3 separate regions of the Homo sapiens genome follow, and all the other regions are linked to region 1. A link is a loop called in an ENCODE intact Hi-C map of the cell type or tissue named here. Cell type or tissue: mammary epithelial cell. All regions are shown on one strand.

Evidence for each region. A loop is a pair of places that touch in the nucleus more often than their neighbours do. Peaks named below come from ENCODE experiments on the same cell type or tissue, not always from the same donor. Only the 100,000 strongest peaks of a DNase experiment are listed, where the experiment ranks them.
Region 2: a loop joins it to region 1, with 4 times the contacts of the local background. A loop is called at or near these places in 2 of 110 quality-filtered maps.
Region 3: it touches region 1 in a loop (6-fold over the local background); 2 of 110 quality-filtered maps call a loop at or near these places.

Annotation. Positions count from the first base shown.
Region 1 is chr4:38,100,724-38,103,223 of GRCh38, forward strand. It overlaps TBC1D1 (TBC1 domain family member 1), which reads left to right. Exons shown (of 22, transcript NM_001396959.1): 17 at 2,276-2,434. Among named protein-coding and RNA genes, the nearest start is that of PTTG2, 140 kb to the left of the region's middle. In mammary epithelial cell, no CTCF peak of the experiment used is centred here; a DNase peak (open chromatin) is centred at 1,088; H3K27ac peaks cover 1,815 bases.
Region 2 is chr4:38,172,999-38,175,498 of GRCh38, forward strand. No RefSeq gene overlaps it. Among named protein-coding and RNA genes, the nearest start is that of LINC02513, 190 kb to the right of the region's middle. In mammary epithelial cell, no CTCF peak of the experiment used is centred here; a DNase peak (open chromatin) is centred at 1,113; H3K27ac peaks cover 1,907 bases.
Region 3 is chr4:38,159,622-38,162,121 of GRCh38, forward strand. LOC124900693 (a long non-coding RNA gene) reads left to right here. Exons shown (of 2, transcript XR_007058099.1): 2 at 1-1,925. Among named protein-coding and RNA genes, the nearest start is that of PTTG2, 200 kb to the left of the region's middle. RefSeq lists an enhancer at 1,226-1,727. In mammary epithelial cell, no CTCF peak of the experiment used is centred here; DNase peaks (open chromatin) are centred at 1,020 and 1,500; H3K27ac peaks cover 2,500 bases.

The DNA.
Region 1 (2,500 bases):
TACGTGAAAGGGAAAGAAGAAAGTACTTACTACACAGTAAGTATTTCCAAGAGGTGGCCCAGTGAGACTTTTGAATCTGTTAATAAAATGATTACTATTTGGTTCAAATCCACAGATGGTTATTTTATCATTAATTGCAAGATAGGAACACAAAATATTTTTTCTCTAGTCCCCATTTGAGTAGCAGCCTTGTTTGACATTTCTGACATGGAGGACACCAAGAGAAAATGGCAGTCAGCATCCCTGGGCTGTCACTCACCGGCCTAATGACCTAGGGCAAGGGACCTGTTCTCACTGCCTCTCTTTTCTTTACCATGAGGATAATCATGTTTCCCTTAGAGGGTTATGAGTATGGTATGGGCCAATACACATAACGTGCATGGAATGGCGATGGTGCATAGTGGCCTCGCAATCAGTGCTATCTGCTGCTGCTACCTGCCAGAGCAGAAACTTTTCCCAAAGGTGGCCAGAGACAGAAACCAGAGAAACCATCCTTCTGGACAGGCTGTCTGAGTGGCAGGGCAGGGTACAAAGCGGCCACTTTTTTTCCCGGATGGAAAGAAAGATCAATGCCTAACTTGGAGGCTTCCTTTCTCCCAAAAGACAAGAAAGACTTGGCATCTTATTCTTCAGTCTTCTTGCTCTCCCCCTTTCCACCTTTTTGGCCTTGTAATAGCTGAGTAATGAGCTAAAGAATTTTGGTTCAAAACTGTCACCTTTTAAAATTAGGTTTGCCCTAAATAACATCCTTGACTTTAAGAGAATTTTCTTAAGTTTTAGACATTTTTAATCACTGTGAGTATTCAAATTAATCACATGCAAAGCATTAGTTAGAGGCTCTTGGACATTTTCTGTTTTTAGAGCTTTGTTGGATGCTCACATGGCAATGTCTGTGCAGTCAGTTCCTACCCAGCCTCTGGGCTCTTCTTGCAGCTTATCTTGCAGAAAGAAGCCTCATCAGAATTCCAGAATCTCAGCTATGATTAGCTTACTCCACCTCAGCTCAGAAACATGCATGATTCCCTGGAGCTACCAAACGTGGGGCAGGTTTCTTGCCGTCAATTTTGCCTCTCACAATAACCCTTCCAGCCTTCTTGCCAGCTGCTCTCTTCCACATGCACCCTTGTGCCTGAGGCAAACTGAATCACTCTCGGTTCCCTCTCTCTTGTACTTTTCTCTTCCTTTTCCCTCATCCTTAAGGCTCGACTCAAATGAAGGATTCTGTGGAACCTTGATTGCTCAGTTAGAAATGAGCAAACTGTCGCAAGGACAGAAAACCAAACATCGCATGTTCTCACTCATAGGTGGGAATTGAACAATGAGAACACTTGGACACAGGAAGGGGAACATCAAACACTGGGGCCTATCGTGGGGTGGGGGGAGGGGGGAGGGATAGCATTAGGAGATATACCTAATGTTAAATGACGAGTTAATGGGTGCAGCACACCAACATGGCACACTTATACATATGTAACAAACCTGCACGTTGTGCACATGTACCCTAAAATTTAAAGTATAATAATAATAATAATAAAAAGAAATGAGCCAGCTTCTCTTTCATCTGAGCTCTACTTCCTTTTGATTCTCTCTGCTTTCTGAGATCACATCTTACATGACAATTTTTCATACTTGGCTTTATTTCCCTAGAATGTTGTTAATTGGCACCAGGTTGGAGCTCAGGTCGTATTCTTTATTCCTTGCAGAGTCTGACAGGGTCAGAACATGATAACACATTTGAGAAGTGAGAAGAAGGGAGGAAGGGGCCAGGGAAGTGAGGGGAGAATAGGGGGTGGAAGTAGGGGAAGAAGCAAATAGGGCAAGGTTTTAGTTGCCTCCCTTCTGTTCTTATGCTGTTAATTAATAATGGAACCAGTGGCCAGGCATGATGGCTCATCCCTGTAATCCCAGGACTTTGGAGGCTGAGGCAGGAGTATCGCTTGAGCCCAGGAGTTTGAGACAAGCCTGGACAGCATAGTGAGACCCTGTCTCTACAAAAATAAAAAAAAAATTAGCCAGGCATGGTGGTGGGCACCTATAATTTCAGCTACTTGGGAGGCCGAGGTGGGAGGATCATTGGAGCCCACAAGGTTGAGGCTGCAGTGAGATGTGATTGTGCCTCTGCACTGCAGCTCGGGTGACAAAGCCAGACTCTGTCTCAAAAAAAAAAAAAAAGGAACAAGAATTTGGATAAATGGAACATGAAACACAATTCATTTTTATTATTAAGTTGTATTCTGTGCATAAATTATTTCCATGTCTTCTCTCCCTTTTAAAGGTGTGCCACGTCATCACCGAGGTGAAATCTGGAAATTTCTAGCTGAGCAATTCCACCTTAAACACCAGTTTCCCAGCAAACAGCAGCCAAAGGATGTGCCATACAAAGAACTCTTAAAGCAGCTGACTTCCCAGCAGCATGCGATTCTTATTGACCTTGGTAAGTCTGTGCCATCGATTGGAGATGACAATGGAAGTTTCACTCACATGAAAAATCTGAAGAGAC
Region 2 (2,500 bases), 72 kb after region 1:
CAGCTATTTCTTGGAGCTCTTCAATACCTAGGTCCTCTTCTGTTTTCACTCTACCACCTCTTAGTGAAAGAATGATTAGACTATTTGCTCATTCATTCGATAAATTTTTATTGAGCACCTATTATGTGATAGGCACTTTCCTAGGCACTGATAATTTAACAGTGCAAAAAAAAACCCCCAACAAATTCCCTGCTCCGATGATGCTTTTATTCTAGTGGGAGAAGACAGGGAATACATAAATAAGCAAATAAGTATATAATATATCAGGTGGTGCTAAGTGCTGGGAGGCAAAATAAATCAGGGTGAGAGAATAAGAGGAAAGGTGATGTTATATTTAATGGTCAGAGTCCTAAAAGAAGTGACTGATTTTGTTAACAAGGTAATGTTGGCCTCATAGAGTGATTTAGGAAGTGTTTTCACCTCTGCTATTTTTTGGAAGAGTTTGACAAGGATTCTTTAAATGTTTAGTAGATTTCACCAGTAAAGCCATCTGGTCCTGGACTTTTCTTCATTGGGAGGCTTTTGATTACTATTTCAATATTTATATTTGTTACAGGTCTATTGTGATTTTTGATTCCTTCTTGAGTTAATTGAGGTAATTTGTGTGGTTCTAGAAACTGCTATTACATCTAGGCTATCTAATATGTTGGTGTACAATTGTTTTTAATAACAGTCTTTTGTAATTCTTTTTCTTTCTGTAAGGTCGGTAGTAATGTCCTCACTTTCATTTTCTGAGCTTAGTTATTTGTGTCTTCTCTTTTTTTGGTCAGTGTAGCTAAATGTTGGTCCGTTTTTGAAGACAGTGGCTGAGCATGGAGATACCAAGTGGCAGGGCATTCCTGGCAGGATGACAGATCATCCCAGCAAACATTTACGGAGAACTTCCTGTGTGCCAGGCATTTATTACAGGGGCTTCACCTGGATGTTTCCATAGAGCAGCTACGATGATGATGATTATTCTTACTTTCCAGATGAGGAAACTATGGTACGGAGAGGTGAATGAGCTTGCCCAAGATCCCATCACTATTAGAAGCAAAACCAGTAAGAGTCTGACTCCAGGACCTGGTCTCATCTGTACACTTTGACCTTGCCCAGGTGTGAGTTCAGTGAAAGGAATTATTATGACTAATGTCAAAACAGAGACAATGAAACAAAACCTCATCTCATGTACCTCAATATGGAATTTTTTCTCCTTTAGAAATACATGAGAAATGTGTCATTTCCAGCTTGGAGTAACAAATGGTACAACCATTTTACAACCTAATTTTACTCTCCAGCTGGTTCCAAGATATTAATAACTAGGGCTAGGCCATCCTTGTCACATTTTGGATTTTTAAAAAAATCTCCAGCTATCTTCCAATGTATGCCATTTTGTAAAATATATTTTTCCCTAGTATTTTTTTCCATTTGGAGGAAACAAAAGTATGTTTTAACAGCATACAATCCATATGCTTTTGATTTCCTCGTACTCAAGTCACCAAAATGTCGCTTCATAAGAGCTATTTTATTCCTCTTTAAACTCTCCTGAATATAAATTTTTAACATTTCCTTCCTCTCAACCACCAAGCAGTGTTTTGCTGAGGGAAAGAATATCCAGATAGCATCAAAACTAGATAGTTTTTCAACTGACGTTGGGACTTAAGGGGGCTTGGAAAACATGCTTTCCTGACCAAAGCTAAATTACGGGCTGATTCCGAAGCTCTAAGTACCTAATGGCTCAGGTTAAGGGACTTATGGCCCCAAAGACACCAAAGAGTTTTTAATCACTCTTCCTCCCTGCGTACCCCACAGCAGAGCTGTAAATCTTTTTTACCCTTTATAGGAAAAAAAAAAAAGTGAGTGGGAGAAAGAAATTTCTCTTGTCAGCTTGAGCTTTAAAAAGAAGAAGGAAGTACGGGGTGAATGGATGTTTTTAAGCTCAGGCATATGTTGGATGGGAGGAAATGAGACTGAGGGAGAAGCAAAGTGCTGATGTAGAGGGTCCATATGGCCTCAGAATGACCTGTGAGTCTCACCAGTTCCTATAACAAACGCCACAGATGCCTCATGTGAAGAGCAAGTTTTGTAAGGAAGCTCTGGCATTGAGTGAAGTCAGCAAAATTAGGAGTGGTGCCAAGAAGGATTCTCCTGTATGAGGAGCACTCCTTTTCCTTTCCATCCATCCATCCATCCATCCATCCATCCATCCATCTGCCCCAGAAACACTGGGGAAATCAGGCAGGAAGGATGGGAAAGAAATGGAAATTAAATTCTATTAGTCACTGGCTATGTCATCAAAGGCAATGCTGATTGATTGCTAGTGGCTGCCTGGAGTGCTGTGTTGAGAAGGATTCTGAGGTCTGGTCTGTTTTTTACAGCGAGAAGTAGAGTTGATCAGGGATTCAGCTACAGACAAGATGGTAGGGAGTGCCAGCCGTCACTCTCATGTTGAGAAATATCTCACTGTGCCATGTTCCCAGTCCAGAGCTGGTTAAATGGAGGAGATGAAGGAAGGATTAGC
Region 3 (2,500 bases), 59 kb after region 1:
CCTACTTCCAAATAAGGTCACATCTTGAGACATTGAGGATTGTGACTTGAATACATCTTTTGGGAGGACACAGTTCAACACATAGCAATAGGCAGTGGGTAACTCAAACTCACCAGATCTCAAATTGGCCTCCATGTCTTTTCCCCGGACTCACTCATTTTCCTGTACTCCTTATCCTGATTGGGGGCACTAGGCCCTAAAGCAGAAACCTGGAAGTCATTCTATTCTTCTCCTTCTTTTATATCTACATAGTCATGATGTTCTAACAAGTATCTCTTTAAGAGTTCTCATATTCATCCCCCAAATCCCTGTTTTAGTTTCTTCATCATTTTTAACCTATGCAACTATAAGAATCAAACTAGTTTTTCTATCTCTTGTTTCAACCCCCTCTAACTCATTCTCTGCATTGCTGCATGAGACTTTTTTTTTTTTTTTTTTTTTTTTTTTGAGATGGAGTCTCGCTCTGTCGCCCAGGCTGGAGTGCAATGACGCGATCTCGGCTCACTGCAACCTCCACCTCCCAGGTTCAAGTGACTCTCTCGTCTCAGCCTCCCAAGTAGCTGGGACTATAGGTGCCCGCCACCATGCCTAGCTAATTTTTGTGTTTTTAGTAGAGACAGGGTTTCACCATGTTAGCCAGGCTGGTCTCCAACTCCTGACCTCAGGTGATCCGCCCACCTCGGCCTCCCAAAGTGCTGGGATTACAGGCGTGAGCCACCGTGCCTGGCTGAGACATTTTTAAAACACAAGTATTACCATGATACCATGTTTAGAACTCTTCTCAAGCTCTGCTCTGCACATAAGGTGGTCCAAATTCCTATGCAGAGCACATGAGATTTCATCATCTCATCCCTACTTTTCCGAGCTCCTCTTTAGACATTTCCTCTTGCAATCTCTTCTCCAGTCATTGTGAACCATTCACAGTTCCCTAAACCCAGGAAACAGTTTCATGCCTTGTGCTTGTAGCAGAGACATTTATTACTCATGGAATAGCCATGTGTTCCTGTACATTTTGCAACTCCGGGAGGCATGTGATTAGTTCTGGCCAATGGGCTGTGGATGAAAATTTTATGTGTCACCTCTGAGCTGAAGCATTGAAGAGCCAGTGTGCTAAATTCCAGCTTTTTTTGTTTTCCTGCAATGCCAGCTTACAAACCACATGTTCCAGGTGGTACAGCTGGACCCTCTAGCTTGGGTCCCCAAGTGACTGTGTGGAGCAGGGCCCTGCTCCTTACTCCTCCTGTCCAGCTGACCTGATTAGGCAGGTGACCTGAGTGAGAAATAAACTTCAGCTATCTTCAGCTACGAAGGCTTCAGGGTCATATTATTACCAAAGCATAACCTAGGCTTTCCTGACTCATGCTTTTGTACAAGCTCTTCCCTTTGCCTAACATGACCCCCTTCAGCTGCCTGGGAAAGTCTTACTGATCATTCCAGCCCCATTGATCTTCTCTTCTGTGAAACCTGATCTGAGTCATTGCAAAAGAAAGCTAACTACTTCCTCCTGTGCTCCCATGGCAACTTGTAAACAATGCTGACATCATCCTCATCGCTGGTTATCATAACAATTTAATATCCATCAATTCATATGGTACTAGATCATGGGTGCATTGAGGGCAGGGACTGTGTGTCCATCCAGCTATCAAATTTGTATCTCCAGCACCCCACAGAAGGATTTGCATACAGACGATACCCAATCCAATGAATGATGAATGAATAAAAAACTGACTAAATGTAATCTGTACAGAATAGGCTTTTGGCTGAGCATGATGGGGGAGGTCTGGGTCATACAGTGAAAACACTGTATGGGACTCTATAGTTTGCAGACATTAGAAGACAATAATTGCCATTTTGAGCTTATGTTGAATTCATATTGGCCTGTATAATGTGTATTACTATAGAAAATAAAACTTTCATACATACAATCAGGAAGGTGATTCTTCAAAGAGTGTCTAAAAATTAATTATGACTCATGAGTGAGTGCACGAGAGTGGAATCAATGTGGGTCCTGTTAGTGGAGAGTGTTTATTTAGGAAACAACACTGCACATGTGTAACAGCCAGAATGACGATTAAGATCACGTGTAACTGGCACATTACAAAAAGGTGGAAAGGACACTGTGAACAAAATGCAACTCTATCTATCATCTGTCTACCTATCTATCATCTCTCGATTTATCTACCTACCTATCATCTATCAATCTATTATCTATCATCTATTAGCTATTATCTATCTATCTTCTGTCTATCATCTATCTATCATCTACCTATTATCTATCATCTATCTACTATCTATCATCTATCTACCTATCATCTGTCTATTATCTATCTATCTATCAATCTATCTATTATCTATCTATCATCTATCTATCTATCTATCTATCTATCAATCATCTATCTATCTTCTATCATCACCTATAAATCCCATGACAGCAGTAGGGGCAGATCTAAGTTTTGTGGGGCCTCTCATTGCCTCTTTAAATTAATTCTATTGGGTAGGG